Linked DNA regions of Mus musculus: region 1 is linked to region 2. The links are chromatin loops, found by intact Hi-C in ENCODE. Cell type or tissue: gastrocnemius. All regions are shown on one strand.

Region 1 (8,000 bases), 210 kb after region 2:
CACAGATCCTGGAGCACTGTTGTAGCCGCATCCTCTCTCCCATGGACCTGAGCCGTGTTTGCTGACTTTCTCTCAGGCACAGGCCCATCCAGAGCCAGGAAGTCTCATTAAGAACAGCGCACTCCAGTTCCTACAGAAAGCATGGCCGCCCCAGGCCTTAAGCCAGCCATCTTTCTCCCAGGAACGCATCTGCAGCCCCGAGGGCCTCTCTGAAGAACCCTTGACCTGGGCTCCAACTTGCAGAAGGAATTTCTTTCTGCAGGAAAGGAGTAGGGGAGCTGGGATATAAAGGAGACCCTCTGTGTCGGCCTGGCTGCCACAGTGAGGCTGTTCCCGGTGCGCAGTGCCCATTCCTCTCTCAAGCTTCACCAGTCATTCAAACTGTCTGCAGAAGATGAGCGTGGCAGTGTCTATCATCCCAGCACTTGGAAGACTGAGGCAGGAGGATCACAATTGTAGGCCAAGCCAAGGATGGGCTGTACAATAGGTGGAGCAGCCCCACACATACCGGAGTGCAGGCCAGAATTCATTCTTAGCCCCCTTCCCTTTCCTTGTGAGTCAAAGCCCGCTCCACCTCTCATGTGCACTCCTCAGGTGCTGCAAGCTTAGCCGCTCCAACCTAGGGGTTACTCCTCACCTCTTCATCCAAGAATCATCTACTCAAGTCGCACCTTGTTGGGCCCTACTGCCAAGCCCTAAAGGTAGAGGTGTGAGCAGGCTCAAGGGGACTCCCAGAGAGAAGCCGAGATCAGGAAGGGCTTTTCAGTCAGAAGGGCTGGCGTGGCTGGCGTGGCTGACTGGCAGAGGTCAGGAAAGGCTTTTGGGAAGAGGTGACCAGAGAGGTTGGGTTCTGAGAAGAAATCGATAAAGTGCCCCCAGCAGGCCAAGGCTGCTGAGTCACATCCAGGCCACAGGTGCTGTGAGGCTCAGCAGAACTGAAGCTGCGGCAGTGATAGAGGTTAGACACTTGGACAGGGAGAGGTCATCTGAGGTGATGGGACTTTGTCCTGTAGGAGGTAGGGAGACGGTAAGGACTTGTGTTTGGGTTGAAGGCAACCCTAGTCAGAACGGCTTCTCTTGGAGGCTGTGAAGGGCTTGGCTGTGAGAGTACAGAGACACTCAGGTATGGTGGCACACATTTTTAATCCAAGCACTTGGGAGGCAGCAGGAGTTATCTTTATTTTAGGTCAGCCTGCTCTACTTGAAGTTTTCTAGGCTAGCCCAGGCTACACAGTGAACCCTGTCTCAAGAGAAAAGTAGGGAAGTGGAATCTTGACAGCCTAGAAGTCAGTGGAAGTCTGTGGAAGAAGGGTACTCAAAGGCCCATCACCCGGGGTGATGACACATGCCTGCAACCCCAGCACTTTGCCGGATCATTGAGGCCAACCTGGGCTACATAGTAAGTTCCAGGCTAGCCTGGGCTAGGTAAGACCCTGTCTCAAAAACAAACAAACAAACAAACAAACAAACACACAAACAAACAAGGTGGAAGGCTAGTGAGATGGCTCAGCAGACAGATGGCCTGAGTTTGCTCCTTAGGGCCCAGCTCCTGTCAGTGCCCTCTTTTACCTACCTCAAGTGCGCGCGCGCGTGCGCGAGTACACACACACACACACGCGCACACATACATATGCAGAGTAAACAAAGGTTTAAAAAAAAAAATGAGCAGGCCTAGGAAGATGTTCATCTGCCTGGGGAGTGGAGTGTGAGGTAGGCTGGCAATGGAAGCATTCATATTCACACAGAGTGAGTTTCTACTTCAATCCTTTTCCTACCCTTTCAACCTCGTAGCGTGAGACAGGAGATAAAAAGAAGAGAGGGGAAAGGAAAGAGATTCCTGAATAAAGTCGGGTCAGAAAGAGGGTGACATTATCCTTAGACTACTTTCTGCTGATTAGGGGAATCAAGTTCCACAGGACGAGTTTGATTTTCACTGTCAGGATATCTAATTTCTTCGTGTTGTCTCTTCTTTACGCATGACTCCTTAACAAACCGCAACCAAGAGCAACCAACCAACAATCAACAACTTTAACATAGGTGTGGCTTTTTTTCTGGGAACATCAGGTCACACCATGTAACCCAAGCCGGCTTCAAACCTGTGATCTTCCTGCCTCTGCCTCCCAAATGTCAGTATTACAGGTGTACCCCACAACGTACCATTCCACTTAGACTTTTTTTTAAAATCCATTTCTACTTTTAATTAATATTTTCACTTTTACATTTTCTTTTTTTTCAAGTTCAAACTATTTCTTTTTAAAATATTTTTATTAGGTATTTTCCTCATTTACATTTCCAATGCTATCCCAAAAGTCCCCCATACCCTCCCCCCGACTCCCCTACCTACCCACTCCCACTTTTTGGCCCTGGCATTCCCCTGTACTGGGGCATATAAAGTTTGCAAGTCCAATGGGCCTTTCTTTCCAGTGATGGCCGACTAGGCCATCTTTTGATACATATGCAGCTAGAGTCAAGAGCTCCGGGGTCTCCTTGTACTAAGGTCAAATCTAAGTGGATTAAGGAACTCCACATAAAATCAGAGACACTGAAACTTATAGAGGAGAAAGTGGGGAAAAGCCTTGAAGATATGGGTACAGAGGAAATGTTCCTGAATAGAACAGCAATGGCTTGTGCTGTAAGATCGAGAATCGATAAATGGGACCTCATAAAGTTGCAAAGCTTCTGCAAGGCAAAAGACACCGTCAATAAGACAAAAAGACCACCAACAGATTGGGAAAGGATCTTTACCTATCCTAAATCAGATAGGGGACTAATATCCAATATATATAAAGAACTCAAGAAGGTGGACTCCAGAAAATCAAATAACCCCATTAAAAAATGGGGCTCAGGGCTGGTGAGATGGCTCAGTGGGTAAGAGCACCCGACTGCTCTTCCGAAGGTCCGAAGTTCAAATCCCAGCAACCACATGGTGGCTCACAACCACCCGTAATGAGATCTGATGCCCTCTGAAGACAGCTACAGTGTACTTACATATAATAAATAAATAAATAAATAAATCTTTAAAAAAAAATGGGGCTCAGAGCTGAACAAAGAATTCTCACCTGAGGAATACCGAATGGCAGAGAAGCACCTGAAAAAATGTTCAACATCCTTAATCATCAGGGAAATGCAAATCAAAACAACCCTGAGATTCCACCTCACACCAGTCAGAATGGCTAAGATCAAAAATTCAGGTGACAGCAGATGTTGGCGAGGATGTGGAGAAAGAGGAACACTCCTCCATTGTTGGTGGGATTGCAAGCTTGTACAACCACTCTGGAAATCAGTCTGGCGGTTCCTCAGAAAATTGGATATAGTACTACTGGAGGATCCGGAAATACCTCTCCTGGGCATATATCCAGAAGATGTTCCAACCGGTAAGAAGGACACATGCTCCACTATGTTCATAGCAGCTTTATTTATAATAGCCAGAAGCTGGAAAGAACCCAGATGCCCCTCAACAGAGGAATGGATACAGAAAATGTGGTACATTTACACAATGAAGTACTACTTAGCTATTAAAAATAATGAATTTATGAAATTCCTAGGCAAATGGATGGACCTGGAGGGCATCATCCTGAGTGAGGTAACCCAATCACAAAGGAACTCACACAATATGTACTCACTGATAAGTGGATATTAGCCCAGAAACTTAGGATACCCAAGATATAAGATACAATTTGCTAAACGCATGAAACTCAAGAACAAAGACTAACGTGTGGACACTTAGACTTTTAAAATCACACCAATCTGACCTGTGAACAGCTTATTCTCAGTACTTGGAAGTGTGTGATAGCGCCCCCTGGTGGAAAATTTATGAATTAGTATTTTTTCATTAGCCTGGTCATCTGTTCTCTTTTTTTCTTTTCTTTTCCTTCTCCATTTTCACATTAGTTTATTCAGATCTTTGTTGTTATTTATAGAATTTAAAAGAAACCCTTTAAAATAAAATATAGATATTTTAAATTGGTGAACATTAAAGGACATCAGGTGTATCACACCAATCCATTGTGACAATAGGTGACCGCTAGTGCTCAACTTCAGATGGGTTGTCCCTGAGCTCTCCCATAGGCTGGGGATGAGAGCTGTCAAGTCCTGTCTTCCAACCACGATGATGTAGCAGATGCTTACGAGCCTTGGCTTCTGCAGCAGGGCTGCATGGCATGGAGCTAGCCAGTCAGAATTTAACATGGGTTGAGAAACACTCATCCAAGGCCCGGCCTCTGACTGAGGAGGTCCTGACAGCTAACTGATGGCTGCTGAGGGAGGGAGGGTCACTATGCCCTGTGGATGTGGCCACAGGTAAGCTGTTCATGCCCGGGGATGGCCCCCATCCGTTCACACACAGTCAGCACTAACTGGACTAGGGTGAGGGGCTAATAGTAATATTTTTCTCCTATTGAAAATAGATTTTTTTCTCACATAACATATCCCGATCACTATTACAGCTCCCTCTACTCCTCCCAGTTTCCCCCCTGCCCCTCTCCCATCCAGATAAACCCCCCTCTTCTGCCTCTCATTAGAAAACAGGCATGCAAGAGTTAATAAAACAAAATGTAATGAGATAAAACAAAATCGAACACAACGGAAGTTGGCAAAACAAACAAACAAACGAGAATAAGGAAAAGAGCCCAAGGGAAGGCACAAGAAGCAGAGACGCTCGCCCCCCATTCAGGAATCCCATAAAACACTCACCTGGATTCCAGCCCTGTTTAGACTTTTGTTTGCCATCTACTCCTTTGGCTGTGATTTCTTCTTTTTGTTCTAGAGCTTTCTGTGCTGCTAATTTACTAGAACAAGATCTCCAGGGTTTGTTGTTCTGTGTAGACATTAGTTGCCTCTTAGAATCACCTTCATTGAGTCCCATGAGTTTGGTTTTTTTATTTTATTATAATTTAATTCTAGAACGTCCTTGATTTCTTTCTTTTGACCCGTCTTTCCACCGAACAGTGAGCTGCTCCATTTCTGTGGGTTTGCAAGCTTCCTGTTGTTGGTGAGATCCAGCTTTAGTGTGTGGTGGTCAGATAGGATGGAGGGTGGTATTTCAATTATCTTGTGTCTGTTGAAACTTGCTTTGTGTCCAAATATGTGGTCAATTTTAAAGGTTGTTCTATGATCTGCCGAGAAGGAGGTGCGTTCTTCTGTGTCTGGGTGGACTGTTCTCTAGAAGCCTGGTAGGTCCATTCGGTTTATAATGTCTGTCAGCTCCAGCATTTCTCTGTTCAGTTTTTGTCTGGATGACCTGTCTATTGGTGAGAGTGGGGCGCTGAAGTCTCCCACTATCAGTGTGTGAGGGTCAAGGTGTGATTTAAGCTGTACTAATGTTTCTTTAACGAACTTGGATGACCTTGTATTCGGTGCATAGAGATTAAGAACTGAAATGTCCTTGGTAAGTCTTTGCTTTGATAAGTTCTTCCCGATATCTTCTGATTAGCTTTGGCTTAAAGTCGATTTTGTCAGATATTAAAATGTCTGGGATAACTCTTCTATCCTTTTATTTTGAGGTGCTGTCTGCCTTTGATGTGAAGGTGTGTGTCCTGGATGCAGAAGGACGGACCGTCTTTCTGTGCCCATTCTCTTAGTCTGTGTCTTGTTATTGGGGTGTCGAGGCCATTGATGCTGAGAACCATCAGAGAGCAGTATTTGTTGATTCCCATTATTTTGTTGTGGTGATGTCCCCCACCCCTGATTTGGTGGTCTCTGATAATTCCTTGTGTTTCCTTGGGTGTGGTTACCCTCTTTAGGTTGGAGTTTTCCTTCCAGCACCTTCTGTGAGGCTGGATTTGTAGATGGACACTGCTGAAATTTGGTTTTTATCATGGAATGTCTCTTTTTTCCCCCCTCCATCTATTGTGATTCTAAGTTTTGTTGGGTGTAGCAGTCTGGGCTGGCATCTGTGGTCTCATAGTCTGTAGAGCATCTATTCAGACTCTTCTGGCTTTTAGTCTCTCCTGGGAAGTCAGGTGTTAATATGATAAACCTGACTTTTCCCCTTGCAGCCTTGAACATTCCCTTTCTTTTCTGTATATGCAGTGTTTTGATTATTATGTGCCAAGGGGATTTTCTTTTCTGGTCTAATCTAGTTGGTGTTCTGTATGCTTCCTGTTCCTCGACAGGCATCCCTATTCTAGTCCCTAAATTTCTCACTTGCAGATTTCCCTCCATTTGGGTTTTCTTTATTCTTTTTCTACTTTCAGGTCTGAAACTGTTTTAGTCACTTCCACGGTTTGTGTTGTCACAGATTCTTCAAGGGATTTCTCTGTTTCCTCATTAAGGAAGACCTCCATCATTTTCATAAAGGCTACTTCAAGGTTTTGTCCTGTGTTTTAGCTATGTTTTCCTTGGAGCCTACTATAGCAGGGATGCTGGGCTCTAGTGTAAACATATCATTGTATTTTTACACTGACATCTAGGCATCTGGGATTGGGAAAGTTGTAATTTTAGGTGCTGGTATCTGGTCGGGTCTTTGTTGGGTCCATGTGTTGTTCCTTGGTTTCTGTCATCCCCTTGGCTCTCAGGAGAGTGCAGTTGCTGTGTGTTGCCTGATAGAAAATTCTTCTGGGGTCCCAATGGGTGTGGGCACTGGGGGCTCCGGGTAAAATGTGTTTCTGGGTATCAGGAGCTGACACTTGGGAGTGGGGATGGGCTGGGGCAGGGTGAGGAGTCCACAGGTGGGAGGGAAGCAGGGTGTTCACCGGGGTCTGCTTAGTGCCCTGGGAATGGAGGCAGAGCACGAGGAGAGGATGCAATAGGTAGCCTATTACAGAATCGGGGATGAGACCAGGGAGTCAATTTGTAGAAGAGGAGCAAGTGTGATGATCTAAAGCTTGCCTACCCACTTCACTGACCTACTTCACTGGCAGGCTTGGCTTGAGGGTTCCAGAGAAAGCTTGCAATGGGATAAAGCAATAAATGGGGGAGAAGAAAGGCTGAAAGAGAAGATCTATGTGATCGGGTGGGGGGGGGGCAGGAGAGGAGGCATGGCTGCAGTAGGTGGTTTGTGTTGTGGGGTATCAACCAGAGAAAACTGCTCAGACATGGATTTAAGCAATAGACAGTCTTGATCAGTGGCCTGGTTACTACACTGGGTGGTCAGGATCCCAGTGTACCCCGAGCCTTTCTCAGGGTGAGTTTCTAAGCATAAACAACATGTTCTGGGTTGACATACTTCATTTAACAAGAACAGTTAGCCAGAGGCAAAACTACAGAAACCAAAAAGCATGGTGGATACATTTGGAGACATCCCCAGAAGTCTGGACTTTTAATGAATTATTTTTGTTTTCATTTTATCATGTGGTGCTATGTGCTGAGTTTTATGGCCCGAATAGTAGTTCCATCATGGAGTCGGTTGTGCTAGGCCAGAGTCCTCGAACTCGACTTTAATTCCCTCACTCGCGGCATCGGACCACCGTCGTGCCCCACCCACCATGTCAGACGAGGCAGTGGACACCAGCTCTGAGATCACCACCAAGGACTTGAACGAGAAGGAGGAAGTTGTGGAGGAGGCAGAGAGTGGAAGAGATGCACCTGCCAATGGGAACGCTCAAAATGAGGAAAATGGGGAGCAGGAGGCTGGCAATGAGGTAGATGAAGAAGAGGAAGAAGGTGATGGTGAGGAAGAGGATGGAGATGAAGATGAGGAAGCTGAGGCTCCTACGGGCAAGCGGGTAGCTGAGGATGATGAGGATGACGACGTCGACACCAAGAAGCAGAAGACCGAGGAGGACGACTAGACAGCAAAAGGAAAAGTACCCTTAAGCACCGTGACCTATTCACCCTCCACTTCCCGTCTCAGAATTTAAACGTGGTCACCTTAGAGTAGAGAAGCAGACCCCGCCCACCCACAGCGGGCAATGCCACCCACAGATATGACATGTGCTCTCCACCACCCCACCAAAACTACAACATGAATTGGCAACATGGGAGGAAAAAAGAACCAGAACTTCCCAGGCCCTGCTTTTTTTCTTAAAAATACTTTAAAAGGAAAATTTGTTTGTATTTTT
Region 2 (8,000 bases):
AAAAAACAAAACAAAAAACAACCAAAGAGATTGTATCTACATATTATAGCATCATTGTCATCAACCTCATCACTTACATTAAAAAGAATTTTAAAAAAAACTTTCTTTCAAAAATGACCAATAGCTGATTTCTCAGAAGTAACAAAAGAAGGCAGAAGACATTATTTACATGGTTCTTAAAGAAAATAGCTGTTAATCTAGAATTTTGTATCCAAAAGGATTTCAGGAAATAATGCATCATTAAGATGGTTGGAGAGGAGAGTGGGATTAAGTGAGAGAGTAGGGGGCAAGTGAGAACAAAATATAATGATCCGTGTGTGTGCACGTGCATGTGTGACACTGTCGCGGTGAAACCTATTACTTTTATGTAAACTAAAAATGTGCTGGGACTGGGAGGCCGCTCTGTGACTAACCTGATTAAAACTCAGCAAACTGAGAAACTGTTTTCTGTGAGATATGAGACATAACCTATAGTGGTCTTTCAAACCATCTTTGTCAACAACTTATCTGTGAACCTTTTCTTTTGGATACCAGTTTGGTAATTTTTAGAATTTCAGATTATTGTTATTTTTTCCTTGACTGTCAGAGGAGACATTGATAAATTCTGTGAGGGATGTGAAGGTAGCAAAATGTCCAGAGACCTGGTGATGGTGATAAAATTATGAGTTTAAATTTTAGTTCAGGACATTAAGGTAGCACACAAATTTACAAATCCTAATGTGGCCTTCCCATTTGCTGCTCAAGCCACTGAAGTGAGCGCTTCAGCTGCCCGCAGACCTCCATGCTCCTGTCTGCCTCTTCCTCTCCTCACTGCTGCTCTGGGCTTTCCAGACAGGCCACACACAGAACGGTCGTTTCCTGTGTCTTACTTCCTTTCCTCAGTGTAGTTCTTTGACGGTTTTCTTTAAAGAAGGCGACAAACAGTAAAGAAAACCCAGGGTGAGATCTCATCTCTCAGATTGGCCTTTTTTTTAAGGTTTAAGAAGCTGAAGAGTAGGCTCGGTGGTTCAGACCACTTGCTGCTTTTACAAAGGACCTAGATTCAATTCCTAGCACCACATGGCTGCCCACGACCATCTGTAACTCTAACCCTACAGGACCCAACACCCTCTGTTGCCACTAAGTCGTGAGGCATGCATGCGATGGATGCTAATATAACTAGATTGTTCTGCTGATGACCACTGGGTCTGTGAGAATGCTAAGATAAAGGCAGCACAGAGGCCCTAGACCACAGAGCCTAAGGCGAGTTCCACCTTACAGCTGTCTGCACCACTGCCAGCACATGGCTACGTGTGACAAGTGCAGGTTTGTGTAAAACTGTATTTTTTTATTATTCATGTGGTTCACAGTTGAGAATAGCATGTAATCAAGTCTTTCCCATGTCATCTTCTACAGCCATCTATTTCCTGCGGTTCCCAGAAATGTTTTTTGTATAGAAAGGAAATGTGTATGTAGTCCTCACCCACTCTTACCACCTTTAGCGTGCACTTCACTCTGCCCTGGACGCCAGTGTTGAGTATGTGTTTGTTTATGCCTGCTGGGGTTGTGCCAGGTCCGCAGCGAGTATTCAGTAAATGTATGCTGAAAGATGTGTTTGCATCAAATTAACCGTGGTTCTAGAGTTACTTTGTGTTAGAAGCATAAAAGAAGGGAGGTGGGGAACAGTCTAAGGGACCAGAAAAAGCAGAACCAGCCATGTCACTGGCAGCTGGAGGTCCCCTAAGCTGTAGTGTAATGTCAGTCTGCTGCAGTGGTTCTGGTGGGACAGCTAACAGCATAGGCTTTGGACAGCTGTGCTGTCCTCACACAGCTTTTGGCTATTTTAATAAAAGTACACAGGTTGGAGATGTGGCTTAGAAGCCCTTGGCTCGATCCCTAGTGGGTACACACTTGCTCTTACACATACACAAAGTGTAAGAGTCTAAATATAAAGTATGTATCAGTTCACACTGAGGAAGTGCCAAGAGTTGTTGGAGTAAATAGCAGAGTGTGATGGGAAACTTAAGGAATGGTGACCCTCCACAGAGGTGTATATATCAGATCTGGCCGTTACCTGCAGCTGATGAGCTCCAAAAAGAGCGAAACCTGTTGGGTCCTGCAGTACTGGCTTACCATAGTAAGACTTGCTGGGGTGCACTGCTCTGTTGTTTAGCATTGTCCTAGGAGAAACTCCTGTTTGATGTCCTTGTTCCTGGTTCTTTTCTTTTCTCGTCCATACCTTAGCTGTGTAAGAGTATGCCTACGGTCTTGGTCGTATCAGACTAGCCGAGATCTTGTCTCGTCTTAAATGGCCTTTCTCTGGGTGGCTTATTTTCTCATGCTTTGTTGTTTGTTTTTGTCGTACCAGGAGTAGAGGCCAGGGTATCATGCTCTATCACGAAGCCACTTCCCTAGCCCAGACCCCATATCTTTAATTACTCCTATTTAATGACAATTCTAGAATCTTCTCTGCCAACTTTCTTTTTGAGATAAGATTTCACTATGTAGCCCTGGCTGGTCTGAAACTCACTATGTAGACCAGATTGGCCTTAAACAACAGATTCATTAAAGGCATGCAACACACACACACACCAAAACACACAGTCGTCATCTTTCTACACTTCTTGCTGAGTACAGTCTTCCCAGATATAATCAAATAAAATCCAACAGATCCCCTCTTCCAAATCATCTCCCATGGATCACTAACTATTATACCCTAAAGAGTTATCTACTGTCAGGTGTGGCGGTACATACCTCAATCCCAGGACTCAGGAGGCAATGGCAGGGAGGTCTCTGTGAGTTTGTGGCTAGCCTGATATACATAGTGAGTTCCAAGACAGCCAGGGCTATGTAGAGAGAAACCCTGTCTTAAAAAACAATAAAGGAAGGGAAGGGAAGGGAAGGGAAGGGAAGGGAAGGGAAGGGAAGGGAAGGGAAGGGAAGGGAAGGGAAGGGAGATAGATTTAAAGTATTACCTCCCTTTGGAGGTAATTAAAAATGTATGTATGTGTGTGTGTATGTGTGTGTGTGAGAGAGAGAGAGTGTGTGTATCTCCTAAGTATATCTTAGTTAATACTGGCCTGAGTCCCTGGAGCAGAGCTCTGCAGTTGTCTTTGTATCTGCCTTGTATTCATGGAGCTGATGATGCAGTGAGCTGACACCCCAGTGCATGTATATCAGCTTTCTCAGGGATGAGCCACTGTCTGCCAAAAGCTTGCAGTCTAGTCCAGGGAAGAAGAATCCATATAGTCTTAGAGAGAGTGAGCAAGCACACTGCTGGAAGCCTGCAGGATCCACACTGGGACCTGGAGGGAACCCCTTCCCAGCCTAAGGAGAAAGTAAGGTGAGAGTGAGGATCAGTCAAAGCTGTGGCCTGGAGTGGGGTAATAGTGCTTTCTTAGGTAGGGTTTTATTTTTAAAATCATTACCCTGTTGCCCACGTTGATCTTAGGATCCTGTCAGCCTCAGTACACTGGTGTGTTCTTGGGTTTCTGGTGTGGTATCCCCTCACTTCAGTACCACTGTAGTTTTTATATGTTAAAAACAGCTGGGGAGCTGTTCAGCGGAGGTCCCATGGGTGTGGTAATGGTAAGCAGGTCAAAGAAGGCCTCGTAAGTAGAGAATGTGAACACTTACTTCCTGTTCTTGCCAGCAGATGGCGATCAGACATTTGAAAAAAACTAGCTAAGACACCAGCAGAAGTGATTTAAGACATGAAGTAATACAAACTAATGCTATAATTCGTACACACACCTGTGGCCTATCAATAATCAACAGTAGCTCAAGCATCGAGAAGAGTTGCTGATAATCAGGCATGGTGACACACCCTGTAATCCCTGTACTTGGAAATTTGAGGCAGGAGGAATTCGAGTTTGAAAACAGCTGACTTCGGAAAGAATGAAGATTACTTACAACAAACATAGGGCTCTTATCAAAGCTGGATACGATCAGGTCTATAACAATCAACATGGGTGTAGCAGAATAACGACTTTATCACATTGCCAATGTGACAGAACATATTTTTATATCTTAAATAGTTTATTTATTTAACTATTTTGCATGGATTGGTGTTTTGCTTGCATGTATGACTGTGTCAGAGCCCCTGGACCTAGAGTTATGGACGACTGTGAGCTGCATGCCAGTTCTAGGAATTGAATTCTAGTCCTCTGAAGAGCAGCCAGTGCTCTTAGCCACTGAGCCATCTCTGCAGCCCCAGACAAAACATATTTTTAAACCATAGACTGAGTAAAGATGTAGAAGTAATATGTTAAAATTAATGGTGCTTCTGTGTAAAAAAAATCAAGTTTTCATTCAACACATTCAGGAAAACCTACGTATGAAAGGGCTATCATTGAACACTAATGAAATGATACAGTTGCTTGGGGGATGTCTATGCTGTGCAGGTGACATCACAGAAGACGGGCTTGTCCTCCTTTTCCTTCAACAGTTTGCAAACCTTGCATTGTTTGCCCTGTGGGGAAGACTGGCTTCTGTAACTGTTTCTCCCTCCTGTGACCTCAGTCACATAAGGATATTGAATTGGAGGATCTCTGACACCTGAGCCTTTATTTCCTTTAGTGCCTTCCTCTTAAGCTAAGTGACTAGACTAGAAGTGATATGTCTCTTGCTTATAAGGTCAAATTTTAAAAATCTAGCTTGGACAAATTAATAAGCATTAAGGTGGGGTTATAGAGAGTTGGTATGATTGACGTTGCCATCCAGGTCCTTAGAGACCTGGGACATCTGCCTGTACTCGGCAACCTTTATGGCCTCTACTCACAGAGGCTAATGAGTGCTCGCTCCACCGCACTTTCAGTAGCAGAGAATGAGCGTGGGTGTCAGGTGTCCCCTAGGCGGCAAGTCATCTCTGATGGAGGCTGTTCCTCTGCAGACTAGTTTTAATATTGATTTGATTTGATTTTATAAATGTTGCTGGGGCTGGTGAACCCCAGTGGAGGGTTGTCTGAGATGGGTAACTGAAATGTCGCAGTAATGCAAAGAACACGTGTGAGGAGACATACAAAACAGTTCACTGTTGCAGAACACTGAGAGGCTCTTCATTCCCTCTGTTGATACTGGCCTATCAGCTCTGCAGAAACAGCGCACACTGAACGGATTCCTTGTCCCTCCCCATGAGACCCGGGTGGGTGGGTGGGTGGGTTGGTTGGTTGGTTTGTTAACTTACTTTGGTTTGAATGAATAACTCCACTGAGGGTTACTCCTACAATGGAATATCATTAGGTAGAGAGAGGCGATGCAATGCAGCTTCACCAACAATATAGACAGACTTTTCTCTTGGCTGTTTGAACAGTCTTCCACTGTAGCCCAGGGTGGCCTGAAATGCACTATGTAGTTCAGACTGGCTTCACACCAGTGACAAACCTCCCACCTGACCATCTGTAGTGATGGGTCACAGGTGGTACCACCATGCTGCAAAGCCTCTGAAGCTGGGTTTCCAAGGCTGGTAACGCTGGTCTTTTTCACTTGTATTTTTTGTTGTTTGATTTTCATTTTTTTGAGTCAAGTTCTCAAGCTCACTGTGTAGCTCAGGCTAGCTTCAAACTCAACACCCTCCTGCCTCAGTCTCCCAAGTGCTGAGATTACAAACATGTGCCACCATGCCCAACTAAAGATGGTCCTTTAAGCCCAGCCCCTTAGCTGGACTTGGCAGTCACGGTACATCTGCTTTCCTTCCATGCTCTCTGTTTGCACATTTACTTCAGTGAGCTGTTTTCCTCCAGTTATGAATGATATTAACTCATAGCTGACGTGCCCTGGATAGCCTAATGGTTTTGGACAAGAAGGGTTTTGGCTTTGTTGTTATTTTGTTTCGTTTGTTTCTTATGTTTCTTGCCCCTTTCTTGTTTTCTTTCCTGCTTTCCCTTATTTTTCAGACAATGACTTAAACAGGGTATGACATTCTGAACAATAATCTATGGCTTCTAGAAAAATTGGTTCTGATCTCAGACTCTGCTTTTAGCAACTTCTGGGAACTAGTACAGGCCTCTTCTGCCTACGGAATGCTTCCCTCTGTAAAATGCCAGGGAGTTTCCCAAGCTCTGGTTACAAGAAGACTAAATGAAAGTTATCTTTGAAATGGTGTGTAAAATGTAGATTTCTGTCATGTGGAATAGGCTGGGAAGTTTGGGAGGTTCCACTGCACAGTCATGTTTGAGAACAATTAGAGGTCATTTCTGAGGTCACATCAACTCTAAAATGCAGTGATTACAGGAAATAATGTAAGTCCGAGTGTTTCTTATTATTTTATTTTCTAAAAAATGTTTTATACTCTACAAGAGCAAATAGAAGTCAGAGCATGGTCATCCCCTCCATACATGCGCCTCACACATCCTACATCCTCACAGGCCAGGTTAAGCGCAGAGAGATCCCTACCACGGCGATGCTCACTCTCAACCAGGAAGTTGTTTCAAAGCATCTTGTGTTTGCACCCTGGGATTTAGAAAAGAATTTAAAAATATGATATCCTGATTTCCATGTGATTCTAAAACGGAAAAAAATTAGAAATTCTGCTTGCTAATTTGTTTGTTTTTCTTTAATTTACAGAATGCTCTTTTCAGTTGCATTAGCAGAAATGAAAGTAAGTATATTGTCAGTGATTGCACAAGCAGTCCAGAGAGCAAGACATTTTACAGACATTTTAACAGTCAGAACTGATTGCCCATACCCTTAGCATTACACCTGCTAAGCCATCTGAAGAAGCAGGCACACAGGATTCTGCAAGGCCACTGCCTGTTCAAATCATTTATGTGTTCTAGCAATTCCCGTGTCCTGGAAGCATATTTATAAGCCAGTGCTATAGATAGATCACTAGAGAAAGATAACACCAATAATGGGGTCATTTCTGAGGAGACATGCATGATGTAGTCCTTGCTAAGGGCTGCCTCTCAGTCCAATCCACAGATACTTACTGAATACTTGCCTGGTGTGGGTCAGACACTTCTCTGTGGGGGACATGGCCAGAACACAAAGAACTTGGAACTGGAGTAGAATGTGAGGCAGCACACTGATAAAATGCAGCAATTCCGAGGAAGCAGGGATCTCACTGCAAGGTTGCTTAGAGGAGACCTCATGGAGTCCATAGGTTAACTGGGTCTTGAAGGTAAATAAGATATTCGTGGACGGGGCATGAGAGAGAAGCAGACAAAGATGTGTCCAGTGGAGCCTGGAGGAGCAGCATCCCATGTGAAGGGAGCGTTGAGAGCAGTGGTTAGAGGTGGGAAAAGAAAACCCAGGGACAAGCGGCTGGTTGGATGTGCTTTCCAATGTGGTGTATTGCAGAAGAACACACGGTCCTGCACTTCCACCCTGTCAAACTGGGGCCTCGTTCAGAGTGTGCTGTGTGGTCTTGGGCAGGTAATCTTGGGTTCTCCCACACTGGCAAGGGAGCTAAGCCACTGGAGACAGGAGACAGGTCCTTGATTCTGTTTCACTTCACGCACTGGAACTTCCAGAGCACCACCATTGCAGTGGACACTAAGAAGCACTTCTCCGTGTGGCTGGAGATGTAGCGCAGAGGCAGAGTGTGTGCTTAGACATCTACGGTCCTCGTCATCTCCAGCACCACACATAGCAGCACTGGAAAGCGGTCGCTCCCCAAAATGAACATATGTTCTTTAGTAGTAGACATAAACTTGGGTGTAGGTGTAAGTCAAAGCTGGTACAATAGGTATGGAATGATGTATAGCCCAGGAAACTGAGGTGTGCCCTCGCTTGGTTAATTTACACATGACTCATCGATATTTCTTGAAGTCACCTGAATTCCAAGTTCATTGCTCTTTGGAATTCATGATGCCGTTTCTGGCTCCTCCGTAGCCACTTCTAATACCACGCAGGAATTCTTAGCTGCCTCTCTATAAACCTCTTCCTGCCACCCGTCTTCTCTAGCCCCTTTGGCACCCCCTACACACACACCTTTAGATGCTGGTTGGGTCTCCTGGCCGTCTCCTTTATGATTCCCACACCCGGGCTTCCAGCTATGCTCCCTCTCCCACAGTAAATGG

What was found. A loop is a pair of places that touch in the nucleus more often than their neighbours do. Peaks named below come from ENCODE experiments on the same cell type or tissue, not always from the same donor. Only the 100,000 strongest peaks of a DNase experiment are listed, where the experiment ranks them.
Region 1: it touches region 2 in a loop (2.8-fold over the local background); 10 of 42 quality-filtered maps call a loop at or near these places.

What each region holds. Positions count from the first base shown.
Region 1 is chr4:44,115,814-44,123,813 of GRCm38, forward strand. It overlaps the pseudogene LOC115489981 and the pseudogene Ptma-ps2. Among named protein-coding and RNA genes, the nearest start is that of Gne, 47 kb to the left of the region's middle. In gastrocnemius, CTCF peaks have their summits at 3,803 (motif pointing left) and 4,002; no DNase peak of the experiment used is centred here.
Region 2 is chr4:43,903,037-43,911,036 of GRCm38, forward strand. It overlaps Reck (reversion-inducing-cysteine-rich protein with kazal motifs), which reads left to right. Exons shown (of 21, transcript NM_016678.2): 7 at 6,544-6,577. Among named protein-coding and RNA genes, the nearest start is that of Reck, 32 kb to the left of the region's middle. In gastrocnemius, a CTCF peak has its summit at 3,628 (motif pointing right); a DNase peak (open chromatin) is centred at 3,609; H3K27ac peaks cover 216 bases.